Regions from separate parts of the Homo sapiens genome. Here region 2 is linked to region 1. A link is a loop called in an ENCODE intact Hi-C map of the cell type or tissue named here. Cell type or tissue: HepG2. All regions are shown on one strand. Each heading gives the region's core, and the rest is flanking DNA. Links, peaks and the distances in the headings are about the cores only. Region 1 has its middle 4.1 kb from the start of IGF2BP3. Region 2 overlaps IGF2BP3 (insulin like growth factor 2 mRNA binding protein 3).

The links. Hi-C counts contacts between places; a loop is a spot of excess contacts. Peaks named below come from ENCODE experiments on the same cell type or tissue, not always from the same donor. Only the 100,000 strongest peaks of a DNase experiment are listed, where the experiment ranks them.
Region 2: a loop joins it to region 1, with 6 times the contacts of the local background. A loop is called at or near these places in 25 of 110 quality-filtered maps.

Annotation. Positions count from the first base shown.
Region 1 is chr7:23,471,886-23,477,270 of GRCh38, forward strand. No RefSeq gene overlaps it. Among named protein-coding and RNA genes, the nearest start is that of IGF2BP3, 4.1 kb to the left of the region's middle. RefSeq lists enhancers at 1-24, 1,589-1,858, 2,689-2,738 and a silencer at 2,029-2,208. In HepG2, for the core only: no CTCF peak of the experiment used is centred there; DNase peaks (open chromatin) are centred at 1,886 and 2,646; H3K4me3 peaks cover 4,764 bases.
Region 2 is chr7:23,355,156-23,360,540 of GRCh38, forward strand. All of the region lies in intron 5 of IGF2BP3 (insulin like growth factor 2 mRNA binding protein 3), which reads right to left. Among named protein-coding and RNA genes, the nearest start is that of SNORD65C, 39 kb to the right of the region's middle. RefSeq lists a silencer at 3,275-3,569. In HepG2, for the core only: a CTCF peak has its summit at 2,680 (motif pointing right); DNase peaks (open chromatin) are centred at 2,006, 2,346 and 3,256; H3K4me3 peaks cover 408 bases.

The DNA of each region.
Region 1 (5,385 bases), core at 260-5,259:
TCAAAGGTTTCATTTGCACCAGATACTTGTGTGTTTTTAACAGGTATATTTTTAACAGGTATTCTATTGAAAAGATAGAAAATTCTAATTTTTTAAGTGAAAGAAATTCTATATAACATGAAAATATAGACAAGAATCTTTAATGACTTGGTACTCTTACTGGTAGAAAAAAGGTATCCTGAATAGAGGAAATATTATGATTTACACTGGAAACATCTTCGGTAATTGATACAGCCTTGCTTCTCTGTCAAAACCGTTGTTAGCATTTTAAAATGTGTATTTTTCATTTAAAAGATGAATGGTAGACTTAAACATGGGAATTGTTGCATGATATAAAGAGTATTTACATTTTGTCTTTTAAAGGGAACTTACTTTGTAATTTTGTGTTAAGGAACCGGAAGGTGTCAGATCATCCATTTTAAATGCAACTGTTCTTTCTTACAGGTTTTTCTTTCCTGCCAAGCGAATCCAACATTTTAAACGTAAACACACTTTCACAATAATTTCATTCACGTTTAATTTAATAAAATGTTGTTACTTTATAAAATAGGGGGACAGACGTGTTTTTCTGTTACAGTATTTGTAACTGAATTAAGAGCTCAGCCTTGAAAGAACGTTTTGGTAAAATTTTTCTTTAAGTTTATGGTTAGGTTGAACTTTTTAAAAGCATTTTTTTCTTTTTTTAAAAATAACTTTAGTTCTAAAGAAGAAATGTATTCTTTCTTTTGGCCTCTGTGGTATGCAAAATGTAAATATCAAAAATTATGGATTTATTTTAAATGTACCTGTTGTAGAACAAAAGCCATTTGGAGAAATGTTCTACATTCATTCATTTGGTAATATTTGCACTTCTCAATACCACTGTAAATTTTACAACCTGTTGATCATTTAACACTTTTAGTAATTTTTCATAAAAACAAATTGTGTGTGTTCAGCTTGCTTCCAAAATCAATTCAACTATGGCTTCTGGGTTGACTGTATTTGCTCTTATTAAAACTGAGACCTAAGGAAATATCTACTTCTAAAGCATGGAATAAATTGTTTATTTTCCATAAATACTAGTCCATGCTTGTCTGGCACTATCAAACAAATCTAACAGCTGGAATTTAAAACAAGTGTGTGTTTTGATGAAATATGTTCCTGGGACTCCTGTTAACCTAATCTGTGTATTATTGTAACAAACTGGATAGTCCATCTAGGACCTTAAAAACATACATGAGTAATACAAGCTCAGACATCAAAGAGAGAGGTGGATACAGTCCACTCCACTTCCAGTCTTCCAAGCATTTAAGGGTTGAGTCAAAAGATCTTAGGTAGTTGTCTTGCACTAGCACTTCAAGTACAAAGATACCTTTGGTGAATTTTCAAGAATGAATATAAAATCAATTTAAGTTCCAGTTTTTTTTTTTTAATGACTCTCACACAAATCAACTGGTTATAGGCTACTTCAGCTTCTTCCTGAAGCAGTTGTAGCTCCTAATTAATGTGAACTCCACGAAGAAAGAACTCCCACCATTTTATGTGCTCTGGGATGCGGCTGAGTCTTTCCAATTGCAGTCTGTTTACTCTTTGGACAGCTGCATCTCCTCCTTATCTGCTGAACTGAGGACTGTACAAATGTTTCTTGTGGGTCAGTGTAATATTAAAGAATAGCTATGTTTAGAAGGCCAGTTACCGTTGCTGTACCCACACGTCAGGGGCAAAGGCTGAGTGGGCAGATGGGGGGCTGCCACCCCTCCTCACGCCCGGCTTGGGACCAGCCTGGAGTCTCAAGCCGAAACCCCTCACGCGGGTGGGCACACAATGCCCGGCGTGTCGCCTGGGCCTCCTCGGAGGTGCTTTAACAGGCTCTTGCGCTTTTGAACGGCCCTCCTGGACTCTGATCTGTTTAAACTAGAGGCGTTAATAAGTGATAACCTGGATCTGCCCTCCTTGGAAGCTGCCTGCCTATATTTTATTGTTTAAAATAAATAAAAATGGTGCCCCGGGAGAGAAGATGGGGTTGTTTCCTTTTTCCTCTGGCTCTGCCCCGAGAAAGAGGGCGGGATCCTCACGGCTCACAGTGGGGAGGGTCTTTCGTCGGCCGCCGGCTCGCCTCGGAGGGCCTGGACCACTGGACCGCCCTTCCCCGGGGCCCTGCCGCGGGACCGCGGGCTTCTGGCTCCTCCTGGGGCTGCGTCCGTATGCGCGGAGCGTGTGGCCGGGCCGTCGCCGCGCCACCCCACCTGAGTCCGCCGGCCAGCGCGGGGACGCACCGGGCAGCGTGTGTTTGGCGACCCTCCCGCACCTCTGGTCTCAGTTGCGTGTGTGCACGAGGGGTTCCATAGGGCCCAGGGATGCTTGGTACCCACGGGGGAGAATCCCTCGCCGAACCCTGCGGGTCTGCGGGGCGGGCCGCGAGACTGGCGCGCAAAAGCGGCTCCAAGGCGGGGCTCCCGCGCTCCCCGGGGCCGGCTTGCCGAGTCCAAGTTGAGCAACCGGCGTCGAGAGAGACACCGCCCCTGCTGCGGGCGGGGGCCTCTCCTCGCTTCCGATTGGCTGACGGGGGGAACCTATCGCCGTCGGCCGCCTCCGCCAGAGCGGTTTGCTGGTTTTCATTCATTGGCCCCGGAGCCGCCCCTGGATTTCCATCTTTTGTGGCGCGAAAATAACCCTTTGCTCCCTCGTTGGTTTTGTTGAGGTTGAGGGGTGGGACTGTGTTCCCCTCTGCTCGCTCTCGTTTTTCCTGCCCTTTAACAGCTCGCCCCCAGCCCCAACCCCCAAGGAAGAAAGAGGGAGGTAACGCTGAGGAAGGGTGGAAAGCAGTTCTGCGTCCGTGGGTGGAGCCCGCCCCTTGGCTGACCGCATGGTGCCCGCACGGTCCCTTCCCTTCCCCCAGCGTCCAGCGCCCGGAGGTTCTGGATTTGCGCCATGCTCAGCAGCTGGAGTCACATCTTCGTTTCCCTGCCCATTTCCAACATCTTAGAGTTGATGCGTCCTTTTTTACTTAAAACAACTACAACCAACCATGTTCTCAGGTACCAGAACTTTTCTGGGCTTCTAGAGAAATCGACTCGCCCTGCCCGCTCCCTTCCTAAACCCCTTTGTGGTCCACAGGGTTGTTTTAAGCAAAATCAAACAACCCCTCCAAAAAAAGCAAACGAAAAATTCCGGGTAAAATCAACTATGCTGAGACCACGTTTTCGTTGAAGCTGCCCTAAGACCAATGAAGCTGAGACCGACCTTCAAGGATTAACGATTTCTGTAGCTGAAATGTTCTAATTTCACTGACGTTTGGTGGAGACGGTGAGAAAAAATAAATATGAATTTGACTTGGAAAAGCACAAAACAAACGAAATAATAATATTTAATTTGATTAACTGAGAAGGCAAACAGCCACAGTGGTGTATTCTAGGTACTGGTGTCTTTGGTGAGTTTGTAATTATATAAATAAATTGCTGTTGGTTTCATCAAAAATACAGATCAGAACTCTGGCCGTGACAAAAAAGGAAGGAAGTATAAATTTGTTTGGTATATCTAATTTTATAACAGACTTTACCAACCTTTCATTATCTGGAGAAAAGGAAATGTACCAGTTAACAATATAAGTTAATTTGTTTGCAGATAATTGTTCATTTTTTGTCTTGACAAAATACTCTGTTTGGTTAAAAACGGTAAAATGATAATTCAGTAAATATTTAAAACTTTGAGAGAATTGGTTTAAATCAGGGAGTTCAAAGATTTTCTCTGTGTTGTTTACTCTTAGTGATGTTACATCTTGTGATGTTACATCTTCTTCTGAGTGCTTTTGAAAAAATTATTAGTTCTGTGTTAGTCTCTAAAAACTAAAGTAACATAAATTGCCATGTACCAAAATTTTAAAACAAATTTTAACAACTGAATTGGTTAGTAAAGAAAAACTACTTTAAAGTAGAAGTAATCATTAAACATATTTTATTTACATTTGTATATTTCAACTACATTTCACTAATGTGGTTGATAGTATTTTTGAACTTGTCATGTAAAATTATTCATCAGAAACATTAGAATAACTTAGAAATGGTTTGAGTTGAGTAAATTAATTAAAACTTAAGGACTGAATTTGTAGTATGCTAAAGATTATAGAGTTAATAATTTAAATAATCCTTTATCACCTAAGAAATTTAAATTGTGAAGATATGATTATTTGTGAAATGATTCTAGGTTGCAATTTATATATTCAATTATTTTTATATTTTGGAAATGATACAGTAGAAAACTATTGAGGAATTTATTAGAGAAAATTGTGATTGTAAAAAAAAAGTCAAAATTAATCATTTAGACAAGCCAAGACTCTAAAACCTGGTATATTTTTTAATGTTTTCTCAAAATCAAAGATTTATACAATCAATATTTTAAAAAAACAAACAAAAAACTGTTCTGTTTGAGAGAAACTCATTTTTTAAATTTTCAACTACTAAGTCAGGAATTGGAATTTTTATCTGGTAAACATGCATAGTTGTTAAAGTAGTAGATAAGCATGAGTACTTTTATTGGAATTATATCCTGTATTAATACTACTTCACTTAGGTGAAAACTTTAAAATACTCATTCTTCTGGAGAGGGGGTGGGAAGGATGAGACCTTCAATAAAGACTCTTTGGTGATTAGTGTGTACATATGTATTTGCAGACCAGCCATAGAAAACAGAGGGTAGGCATTTGTTTAATAGGGGTAATAGGGGGAGGGGTCTGGGGAAACTGGAAAGATTAGGGTATTTAATCTTGTTTCTTGGTTGCAACTCATTTATCCTGCAGGTTTCCTTGCTCAGTGTGGAAGGAAGAGGGTAGAGAGAGAATGTATTAACTAATGGTGTAAAATGGGAAAGTAATCCATGCATGAAATCCTACTGGAAAGAACAGTAAGAACCCACTCTCCCCACTAAAATAATCTGAAAACAAAGCACATGCTGAGGTTATGGCTAGTTTTCAGCACTCTCTAACACCTACATTTAAAAGACACATGCTAGGTTGCTGTGTTCATATTTGGACCCTTTGTTTTCTTGACCATTTCTATTCCAGAAACTAATTCCAAAAATCTCAGGAATTAAAGATTCTTTAATAAAACAGCAGATCTCATGACATATATTTACATACACATTAACTCTTTCTAGGCAGTCTTTAAGGTAAATTGATGAATGCCTCATGCTATCTATAAATGTAAAGTTAATTTTTAGATGTACTAAGGCAGAATCAATTTTACAATTCCTTACTTGCAAGATGATAATAGATCATAACCATTTCCATTTGGACTGATTAAAATTCATTCCTTCTTTATTTTAGTTTACATTTTGGTCCTAAGCTGCTCTCTAGCATGATGATCCTAGCTTTAAAGAGGGAAACAGCAGGCTAAGTAAGGGGTTTTTGTT
Region 2 (5,385 bases), core at 250-5,249, 120 kb before region 1:
AAACAGAACTTAAAGATGTTTATCCAACATGTATATTACTCAGGAGCCTGGTTTTGTCTTTTTATTTTTATTTTTTTTTTTTTTGAGACAGAGTCTCACTTTTTTGCCCAGGCTGGAGCGCAATGACGCGATCTCGGCTCACTGCTGCAACCTCCACCTCCTTGGTTTGAGCAATTCTCCTTCCTCCTCCCAAGTAGCTGGGATTACAGGCGTGTACCACCACACCCAGCTAATTTTGTATTTTTTTTTCTTTTAACTAGAGACGGGGTTTCACCATGTTGGTCAGGCTGGTCTCGAACTCCTGACCTCAAGTGATCTACCTGCCTCAGCCTCCCAAAGTGCTTGGATTACAAGTGTGAGCCACAGCGCCAGACCAGGATCCTGTCATCATTACTTAACTCTTTGCTCTTGGTGCTATTTTAAGGGTCGCTGAGAAGATGATGAGTAATTTTGCCAGTTGGTAGAATTTAAATGTATTGATAAGAAGTTTACTGGGGCCAGGTGCAGTGGCTCATGCCTGTAATCCCAACACTTCGGGAGACCAAGATGGGTGGATCACTTGAGGTCAGGAGTTCAAGACCAGCTTGGACAATATGACAAAACTCTGTCTCTACTAAAAGTACAAAAATTAGCCAGGCATGGTGGCGTGAGCCTATAATTCCAGCTACTTGGAAGGCTGAGGCATGAGAATTGCTTGAATCTGGGAGGCGGAGGTTGCAGTGAGCCAAGATTGCCCCACTGCACCCCAGCCTAGGTGATGAAATGAGACTTTGTCTCCAAAAAAAAAAAAAAAAATTGTTCATTGGGGTAGATCACAATTTAGAGCTGAATGGGCCTCAATAGAGACAATAAATAGTTCAACTTGAGGAAGAGGGGGAAAGAGAAAGAAAAAAGGAGAAGAAATGAGACCCAGACAAGTTAAACGTACCCAGGAGTCCACACATACAGATCTGAATAGTGGAAAAAGAATACGGACTAGAGACCAGAATTCTAGTCCAGCTTGAACATTAAATAACCACGTTATCCTCCAAAGGTCATTTTCCTTTTTGGCATTAGCCATCTCCCTATAAAACTAAAAGATTAGATTCATGGTCCCTTTCAGCTCTAAAATTTCATGCCTGGCTGGGTGCAGGAGCTCACACCTCTAATTCTAGCACTCTGGGAGGCCAAGGAGGGAGGATCACTTGAGCCCCGCAGTTTGAGATCAGCCTCGGCAACACAGTGAGACCCTGCCTCTACAAAAAAAAAAAAATTAGCTGGGTGTAGTGGCACATGCCTGTAGTCCCAGCTACTTGGGAGGCTGAGGTGGGAGGACTGGTTGAGCCCAGGAGGTTGAGGCTACATTAAGCCATGATTGTGCCACTGCACTCCCAAGTCTGCCTGGGCAACAGAATGAGAACCTGTCTCAAAAAATAATACTAAAATAAATAAAATTCCATGTCTAAAAATCTCTTCTTTTTTATTCCCAGATATCACCCTGTATATAATACAGGGTCCTCACAAAATGAGGTTTAACCCATTATTGAAAAGTCATAAATTCAATTATCTCCTTGTATCAAGAATAAGAGGTTGACAATTTGGCAATCATTATTGAAAGCCTGGGTAATATGATTTTAAGGATGTACCGTAATGCAATAAATATGGATGAAGCCCAAATGTAAGGCTTCATGACTAAATTGGTTCTAAAAACAAAACAAAACAAAACGGTATGGGCAAATACCCTAGATGACACACAACAGAAGACGGGATAGGAAACTGTGGTGAGGATCCAACACTATGCAGAGATTAGAATCAGTATAAATACACTGAATGAAAAACCCACAAAACTCTGCAGAATGATCTTTGTAATTCTGAAAGTTATAATGCATGGGACAAAGTCTACAAAACTCTATGGCAAATTTAACAGTGGTTATCCCTGAATGGCAAAAAATCCCTTTGTCTCACTGCTTTATTTCTTTTTCCAAAATAAATCTTTTATTTACATAATTGTTAAAGTTTAAATGGGAATTTTCTTACCTTTAGCCACTGGCCAAGTTGCTTCAAACACTTCTAAACATAACCATATTTACCTTATACAGATCTTCACAATGATACAAAGGAACTGCAATGATAGTTTCTTTCTTTTTTTTTTTTTTGAGACGGAGTTTTGCTCTTGTTGCCCAGGCTGGAGTGCAATGGCGCAATCTTGGCTCACTGCAACCTCCACCTCCCAGGTTCAAGCAATTCTCCTGCCTCAGAATGATTGAAGTTTCAAAGTATGAATAAACATTCCTATTCCCTAACAAAAATAAACATCAGGATAACCCCAAACAAAAGAAAGTATAAGAACTCAATGTCTACACATTTTCTAGGGGGTTATTTCTTTGTCACACATGACAAATCCTCTCATGAGTAATGTCTGTCCTTGACTGGCTTATCTCAACATCTCTGGAAGAGGGAAGGAAATAGGTGAGCCTCTCTCGCTCTGAGGAACAAGAAAAGGTGCATTCACTAAACACATACTTCCATTTTTAATGAAACTAATGAAATGAAATTTAAACTTGTCAAATTTTTATTTTAATAATTCAAGACTTAAGCCTAAAATGAACACATGTATTAATATTTTCTAAAATATGTGTACTATTAACCTTTGATTTATTTTAGCCACAAGGTGGCAGGAATTTCCACGTTAAGTTCTGTCTTAAAGATACAGCCGTATTTGAGGACTCTTCTTAAGTGACATTCATAGAGCTTTAACTAACAGAGGCAGCTACAACCACGTTAAAACTAGCTGCCTGGCTCCTCAGCATCAGTGACCAGCCATCACTGGAAATGAAGTATACCAAACAATAACAGGGGAGCAGAAGCAGCAATCAAACATGTTGGAAAAATACATAATAGCTGCTAACTTTTGAGCTCTACCTTACAGGTATTATGAAACATGTTTTGGAGGCATTATCTTAGTTTTTCTCAGTAGCCTCATTAGCTAAAGACTACAGTTATTCCCATTTTAGAAATGGGGCTGAACCATAACAGATTAACTTGACCAAAGTCAGCTAGAAAAGTGGTGGCACACAGTCTGTTCCATGCAACTGGGCTCTGGAATTGAACTCTTAACCTCCAAGCTCACTCATACTTTCACAAGTACATCAAGGTCACATAGCCTTCCAAACAACAGATGTTACAAAGAGAAAACTGAGAATTACCAGCATAGCCCTTTCACCTAAAGATTGAGCTTTGGGTGGCTACCGAGAAACATGGAGAAATGACACCAGGTTGGTTTAGGCAGCAGGCTGTCATGTTTGGAACCCATGGAGCAGGCCTATGGGGTTCATTGGAAGTCCAGGCTCAAGCCACTTCAAACTGCTCCAAGCAGCCCAGAACCAGTGGGTTAAACTATAAATACATGCATATATGCACAAATATTTGTTTCTCTTTAATCTTCACTTTGTAGCTGAGAAAACCAAAGCTCAGAAGTCAAGGTTACTAAGTCAGGGCTACCTGACTTTGGTGTTTACGCTTTCTCTGCTACACCCAATGCCTCTCAAATAAAATTAATTCTCCTCACAGAATGAAAACATATTCCATATCCCTTTTAAAAGCTTATTAGAAAACTGATAATTTTTTTACCACTGTAACACAAAACTGAGTTTTCCACTCCTTAGATTAACTTTTAAAAATACCTCATTGCTTTCTAATTTTCTCAATCTTTGAATTCTTGCAGAGGGAGTGAGAACAATACTCTTATAAGGCCGCTTGACAGGGAGGAACTAAAATTAGGTAGTCCCTCTCCAAATATTCTTATTGGCAACTTTTGGTCAGTATTTAGTATTTAATAAATGTTAACTGACTGAATATTAGAACAAAGGACATGAAGACTACTTCCCTAATCAAAATGCCTAATTTATTTAAGTTACCTAATTACTAAATTATACAATTCTTAACAGCCTTTTCCTTCCTCCTTGGGATCAACAGAAGCCTACCAATCTCTTAACAACTACGCTAAAGAATTTTGAGAACACCAGTGTGTCTACATTCAGTTTGCTGTCGTGGTTAGGATTCTTTTCAGCAATAATTCTGCCTTGACTAGCCAGTCTACCTTTCCTGTGCTTGCAGTCTTAATGCTTTGTTTTTTTGTTTTTAAAGGAGGAAGGCTAAAATGTCAATTACTTTATCCCTACCAAAGTTCATCTTATGCCTCTTCAAATCTACATAGCTTATGTCTCCAACTTATGTTCTCCCATTCAACTAATTAACTATTAAATAAGCATTTTGTTTCCCTTTAGCTAATTTAAGTTTTCAAATAAGGCCACAACAACAGGTCTCTGACAATCTCCAAATATCCTTGGGTTTATCACATCATCCTATATTTTCCAACAGGGACTTGGCTCTACCAAGTATTCAGTATAAATCTTTGTAAAGTAAAACATGGCCGGGTGCAGCGGCTCATGCCTGTAATCCCAGCATTTTGGGAGGCTGAGATGGGCAGATCGCTTGAGCCCACGAGTTCAAGACCAGCCTGGGCAACATGGTGAAACCCCATGTCTACAAAAAAAATACAAAAAAAAAGACTGCCAGTCTCATAACCCAGCCTCAAAATAAATAAAAATTAAAACAATATGGAGCCTCTGCTTTCTCCCTGCCCTCACTTTTATCCCCAGTTCTACTGAGGGTATAAAAGGTAAAATTTTCCTGGTCTTCTTACATGATACAACTAAAGAACAAAATTAGTCAAAAAAAGAAGAGAAAGAAAAATAAATTTGTTTTATGACTCATACCACAATTTCTATAATGTCCGAGACCTTATATAAATTGCCAAAAAATTTTACATGAACAAAGGATACCAACAGAAGAAATACAGAATGTGTTTAAACATATTAAAAGCCTCCAGTCTCACTTATGGGAGAAGTGAAAAACACAAGATATCACTTTCACATACTAGATTGGCAAAGTTTGATAAAGTCCTGTGTTAGGGAGAATTGGAGAAAGACTCCCCCACAATGCTGATGGAAATTTAAACTAGCTCCAGCTCTACAACACAATTTAAAGTGCAGTTCTACTTCTGGGAATTTATCATGTGGATACATGCTTACATACACACGACATGCAAAAACAGATTCACTACAATATTGTTCATAACTGCAAGAGACTGGAAACAACCTAAATATCCAAACTGCGATTAATCAAAGTCATGCCATATCTGTACAATCAAATACTATGTAACTATAAAAAATATATTTATATACACAAAACATTCAAATGTTATGGTATCATTTGTGTAAAAGGAGGAATACATACATGTAGCATTTGTTTTCCACATGGTTATCTCCCAAGAGATAAGGTAGTTAGGGAATAATACTGGGAGGAAGATTTGTACTATGTGCATCTTCAAATCTTTTATATTTT